2 separate regions of the Mus musculus genome follow, and region 1 is linked to region 2. Evidence: chromatin contacts called from ENCODE Hi-C or POLR2A ChIA-PET data. All regions are on one chromosome and are shown on one strand. The core of a region is the stretch at or near the end of the contact, and the rest is flanking DNA. Distances in the headings are between cores, read along the strand shown. Region 1 holds the start of Tent2 (terminal nucleotidyltransferase 2). Region 2 holds the start of Zfyve16 (zinc finger, FYVE domain containing 16).

What was found. A loop is a pair of places that touch in the nucleus more often than their neighbours do. ChIA-PET counts read pairs that join two places held with the same protein, here RNA polymerase II (POLR2A).
Region 1: a loop to region 2 is called in a map of heart, with 13 times the contacts of the local background. The contact joins the promoter of Tent2 here to the promoter of Zfyve16 in region 2. A Hi-C loop is called at or near these places in 1 of 37 maps with a recorded cell type or tissue (heart). POLR2A ChIA-PET finds 5 or more read pairs at or near these places in 1 of 5 experiments (Patski).

The regions. Positions count from the first base shown.
Region 1 is chr13:93,191,020-93,193,848 of GRCm38, forward strand. It overlaps Tent2 (terminal nucleotidyltransferase 2), which reads right to left and starts at 1,398. Exons shown (of 15, transcript NM_133905.3): 1 at 1,075-1,398.
Region 2 is chr13:92,529,343-92,532,179 of GRCm38, forward strand. It overlaps Zfyve16 (zinc finger, FYVE domain containing 16), which reads right to left and starts at 1,468. Exons shown (of 18, transcript NM_173392.4): 1 at 1,357-1,468.

The sequences.
Region 1 (2,829 bases), core at 148-2,647, 660 kb after region 2:
TTTGCAACTGGAATTAACTTTAGTCAAATTGATCTCAACAAGAAGTTATAGACTACTCAAGTTTACATAACTGTCTCTTCACCAAGATTCCTGAGAAAGTAGCAATTTCCTACAAGAACTGCATGGCTTAATCAAGTTATGTGTGCACTCTAAGTGTCTTGGATCAGTTCTTTGTTCTACAACACAAGTGTAACTCCCAGATCCTGCTCAGCATGCACTGTCAAAACCACCTTCAGGCTCTGAACAGAGCATTCTTTTTATTAAAAATTAAATTCCATCTAAGAGTTTCACAGAGTCTGTGTATTTCTCGAACACATACAATTGGGGCAATTCACACCAACCAGTGTTTCTATTACAGGTTACTAATCAGTACAGATTAACCGTGTTAATAGCTGTTAACACAGCAAAGCCCTATAGTACTAAACTATGTACTATGATGGTAGTGTGACTTCACAAAAACCATACGCTAAACACGTTAAATTTCCAATCCTGTTTGACCTGCACAATTTTTCCTCTTCCTCTTATCAACAAACTAATTACTTTAAACAACGCTCAAATAGGGCAAAACAAGAAACTTAAATCACAGATACCAGGAAACACATTGCCCCTTGTGTTCTTAAGCAGTTAAAGAAAGGAGAGCCCAACCACAAATATGACTAGGAAAAGTGAATTCGACCATCAGCCAGTCCTGACCTGACTGAGATGACTCCATGCTGTTTAATTGTCTCAGAGATAAATGCCTTCCACAAGAGTTCGTTAATTTAGACATTTACCTTGGGTCTCCACTGCCTTTTGGAACTCCAAGAGGGAGTATCAAGACAGTCTTACTCTTTCGGTCTAGGGAGTGAGGAGAGGGCGGGAGGCGACATGAGAACTAGCGAGAAGACAGATCAGAGAAAGGCCAACATTCTTCCCAAAGTCCGGCGGCCTGGGAACGCCCCTAATCCAGGGAGCTCCGGGGGAGCGCCAGGCTCTCCCGCGCAAAACACAGCGCCAGTCTCAGCCAAGTTTCACGCGCCCGGCCGGGGACCGGGGCCTGCACTCGTGCATCCCCACCGAAGCCCTGAAACTCACCGGCGTCCACGCCGAAGGGCCGAGCGGGGCCCAGCGGCACTGCCCGCCAACACGCTCCCAGGCCGGAGCTGCCGCCCGAGCAGGCAGAGGTAGGAGCAGCCAGCGGCCCGGCGCAGCGAGGCCCAGCTCGGGCGGGCAGGGCGGCGGAGAGTCACGAGCCTAAGGCCAGGCCCGCGCGGCCGTGGAAGGCTGGGGGTGGCGACAACAAAAAGAAAGGGGGGTGGGGGAGGAAAAAAAAAAAAAGGCGGAAGACTAAAAAGTCGCCGAAAAGGCGGCGTAGACAACCCTGTCACAGGACCCGGAAGATCAACGTGACCCCGGAAAGGAATCATCAGCGGGAGCGAAAGGTCAGACTTCCGGCAGCCGACACTGGAGAGCGCGTTTGCTGAGCTGCGCAGGCGCACAGCCCCACCCTGGTCCAGCCAGGGAGTCTGCGGCGGCTGCTGAGATGGTGGCGAGGGAAGGTACAGCCCGGCCCTTCCGCAGGGCAGTAGGCCACCCCGCTCCGCTGGCGCCGCCTCCTAAGTTACGTGCCGCTGGCCATTTCCAGGAGGCCTGTTCTGTCCATGGAGGGCCTTCCAGGAGATATCCAAAACCAACCTTCCCATTGCTGGAAAGATCAGTATGAAATCGTGGGTGATGTTCTCCTCAACAACAAACAAACAAAAACAGTTTCTTGGAGACAAAATCATGCCTCTAAGGCCCCCAAAACCACCCACACATTACCCTGCCCTAGCTCGCACTCACTTGTCTAACAAATACCCACCATTGTTTCTCATTGAGAGAACTTTAGTATCTGGTGAAACTGTCTAAACTGCTTGATTTATTGATGAATATCTGTAAACAATAGCCCTGTTTTGTCCCCGTAGAATCTGACCGTTCCCAATCCCGAAAGTAATGATTTGTTTACTGCTTTTTGGTTTTCTTGTTATTTATTCTGGGTTTTTTTCCCCCATTGTTTTTAGTTTGGTTGTTTTTTTGTTTTTGTTTTGTTTTTGTTTTGTCGGGACAGGGTTTCTCTGTATAGCCCTGGCTGTCCTGGAACTCACTTTGTAGACCAGGCTGGCCTCGAACTCAATAGTTATTCAATTTTTAATTTTTCTACCTTAATTCACAAACTGAGGTCATTTCTGTGATAATACTTAGAGTCGTTTGATAACTTACTATATGAATAATAACTTAACTGAATCCCACTTATTTCGATAAAGAGTTTTCGTTTCACTTGACTTGCAAAGTCTTTATAAATTATATTTGAATCATTTAAATAATTTTTTAAAAAACTTGTCACGTGCTTCCGAGTATCATCTGATGTGGTAAATGTTAATTGTGCTTTGGTAATAAAGTATGTTCAGTTATTGTGTAGAGTATTTTATAAATGTCAGTTAAGTTGATCTTCAACATGGCTCTGGTTTCCTGTCTTGCTTGTCTTTTCGGGCATAAAAAGGGCATATAAGAAGGCTAGGGCCAAGACAGGTGTGGTGGTGCACGCCTTTAATCCCAGCACTTGGGAGGCAGAGGCAGGCGGATTTCTGAGTTCAAGGCCAGCCTGGGCTACAGAGTGAGTTCCAGGACAGCCAGGGCTACACAGAGAAACCTTATCTCGAAAAACCTAAAACAAACAAACAAAAATGTCAGCCTATCATGTATGAGTCTCTGGGTTCAATACCCAGCACTGAAAAAGTACTGAAATATGGCTATAATTATGGCTCATTCTCTATTTCTTTTCTGTCTGTCAGCTGCTACTGCCCTTATTTA
Region 2 (2,837 bases), core at 218-2,717:
ACAAGTACTAAACTAAATCTAGTGTAGGGATTATGTAAGCCTTTCAAAGCTAAATTATGTCTCTCTACATTTTACTTAAAAAGAGAAAAGGAGATAATTTTATTATTTTCCTTAAAAATGATATAAAATATTCTAACAATATAAAAATAATAAAAATATATTAGAAGGCAGTTGGACACTAGACTGTAAGGGGTATAAAATTGTGAAAGACAGTAATATGATCATGAAGAAAATGTTCAATGTACATTAGAATTAGAATTTAAAAACAACCAAGATTTTTTAATATAATAAAGTATTTGCTTCATTGTATGACTATTTTTAAGTGAATATGTGAAGAAAAAAAAGAATTTCCAGAGTTTTAATTTTCAAAATGGTAAATATTCTGCATTAACAATTACATTTTCTTGAATATTTTTCAATTGTCATTATCTTCAACCATATAGGATACTATGTGTAATTGGCATTATGACTGGGGACAAAAAAATTAGTTTTATTTGTAAGGTAGCTACTTCAAAAGATTGTTTTTGCTCATATTATTATGTGTATAGTAAAAAAATGTAATGGGTATATGTGTACAGCTTTTAAAAACATGGGAAAGGTGAGCAACACTCTTATCATTTTAAGTTTAAAATGCAACAGGGGCCAAAAAAAAAAAAAAAAAAAAAAAAAAAGGACAAAGAAAAATGTCAAAATGGTAAGCGGCTGGTTACTTTTGCACGGTGGAATGGTGACTAGCTCATTCCTAATTCCCTCCTCTAATTTTTAAATAGCTTGCCACTAAATGTGTAGTTTAATATCAAAGAGAAGGGGGAAAAAAGAAGTTATGTGAAAAATCGGACAGACACGATCAAACCACTAAACTTTTGCCAACTCGAGAAATGCCAAACTCAGCCGAGTAAGTGACGGAACCGGATGACATCACCAACTTATTCTTTGAATTAAAAGATGAAGTTAATATTTAAATTTACGGGCTGGTTTTCTGACATGGCTAACCAAGAACATGAGTCTGGAATGTAACAAATTGCAATCACGGTCGCACAAACAGGTTAACTGTTAAAAGTTAAGGTCATCTCTTCAGAGGCACCAAAGACAGCGAGCGAACACTGAGGCATCAGTGAAACGGAGGAGGCGGCGACAACAGGCGCCGCGGGGACTCGCGGGATCCAGTGCGGCCCGACCCGGCCCAGCCCAGCCCGCGATGGGGTCGGGTATCTCGGCCGCACAGAGCCCAGGGTGGCAGGCGGGTCCCGGAGGAAGGCGAGGCCGGGCCGTCGCAGCCTAGCGAGTCCGAGGCCGCCCCGCCCCTCCGCCCGCAGTACGCTGAGGAGAGGCCGGTGGCGGCTCCGAGGCTCTTACCTCCCCACACCCCGCCGAGCTCTCGGGGACTCGACGCGACGCCGCAGTGAGGCGTGAAGAGTAACCCGGCCACGACACCCAGGACAGCGCGACGCCAGCCTAGAGCTCGTCCCCAGCCGACCTAGCAGAGAAGGGCGCAGGCGCAGAGAATGCTTCCCGCTGCCACGCCCCCTCCGGGAGGCTTGATCTATGCGCATGCGCGCTGCTCGGGTCCGAGCCAGTCCACGCGGGCGCGCCGGAAGTGGCCAGGCGACTCCGTTGGGATCCTGCGCTCGGACGCTGTTCCAAGGACGCTCTTCTGCTGGCCTCAGGAGGTGACTAGTGCCACAGCTCAGCTGACCCGGCACTCCGGTTTGCACCAGCCAAATCCAGCGGCCGACACTGTATCTCACCTCCGGGCAGCTCCTAAATGCCGGTCCTTGGGTGAGCGGATTGGCCGACGCCGCCCTGCACTTCTGGCTGTACTTCTGCATTTCCAACCCTCTGTAGCCTCCAGAGCGGCTGCTGTCTAAAACCAGAAGCCAGCTACCCTCTCGGAAGGAGATGCCCGATGCCTCGCGCGCGCTCTCTGCTTCGGCCTTCGCATTTTCACCACGAGTTTTCTAAAATTCAAAGAGAGCGAAGAGAAAATTAGTATCCGGACCAGCTTGGGGACTGCTGGCTCGCCTAGGCTTTCGAGAGATTACAAGCGTTATCGCTGCTGTGATTTGTACTCAAGAGACTTCACAGTCAGAGCTCAGGTCCTCAATTCAGTAATTGGCAACTGTAGTTTATCTTTCAGAGATTCTGCATCTCTACTTCTGGTTCCCCTTCTAAACTCTGATTTTTGCCAAGAGCAAAACTTTTGGTTGTGTAAGGTGACTGGCCTGTTCTTTGACAGACAATGCAAAAGAGATGCTTCGCTTACATTAGCTAATTAATCTTAAGAATAATTCCACAAGGGCTGGAGAGATGGCTCAGCCGTTAAAGGCTAGTCTCACAACCAAAAATATAAGAATAATTCTACAAAGTACAGTGTGTATTTTCACTTTTATACGTTGGACACTGTCACAGATAAAATGGGGCCGTCGTCTTTTTGGAACCTCAATTCAGAAGCAGTGGCTTGTGCATACAAATTAGGGGCAAAAGTATATAGTACAATGTAAGGACAAATAAGAGTTATTTTAAATGAACAAAACAACATTTTAAAGTATATGCAAATCAGTTCACAAAATAGCATGTCTACCACATTTTATTGATGTTCAAACTTAATATAGCAGAAACAGTGTATTCTCCATAAATCTGTTTTACCAATTTGCTTAATTTATAGATGAATTCATTGGTGAGAATAGTGTGGATACTCTCATATCCTGGTGTGGATATAAGTTAACACAAATTCACATATAAAGTAGGACTTTTGAAAGAACCTGCTTAGTAGCCAGGTACAGTAGCCCAAATTCCCTCCCCAGGAACACCTGTAAGGAGAAGCAAGGTAAAGACAG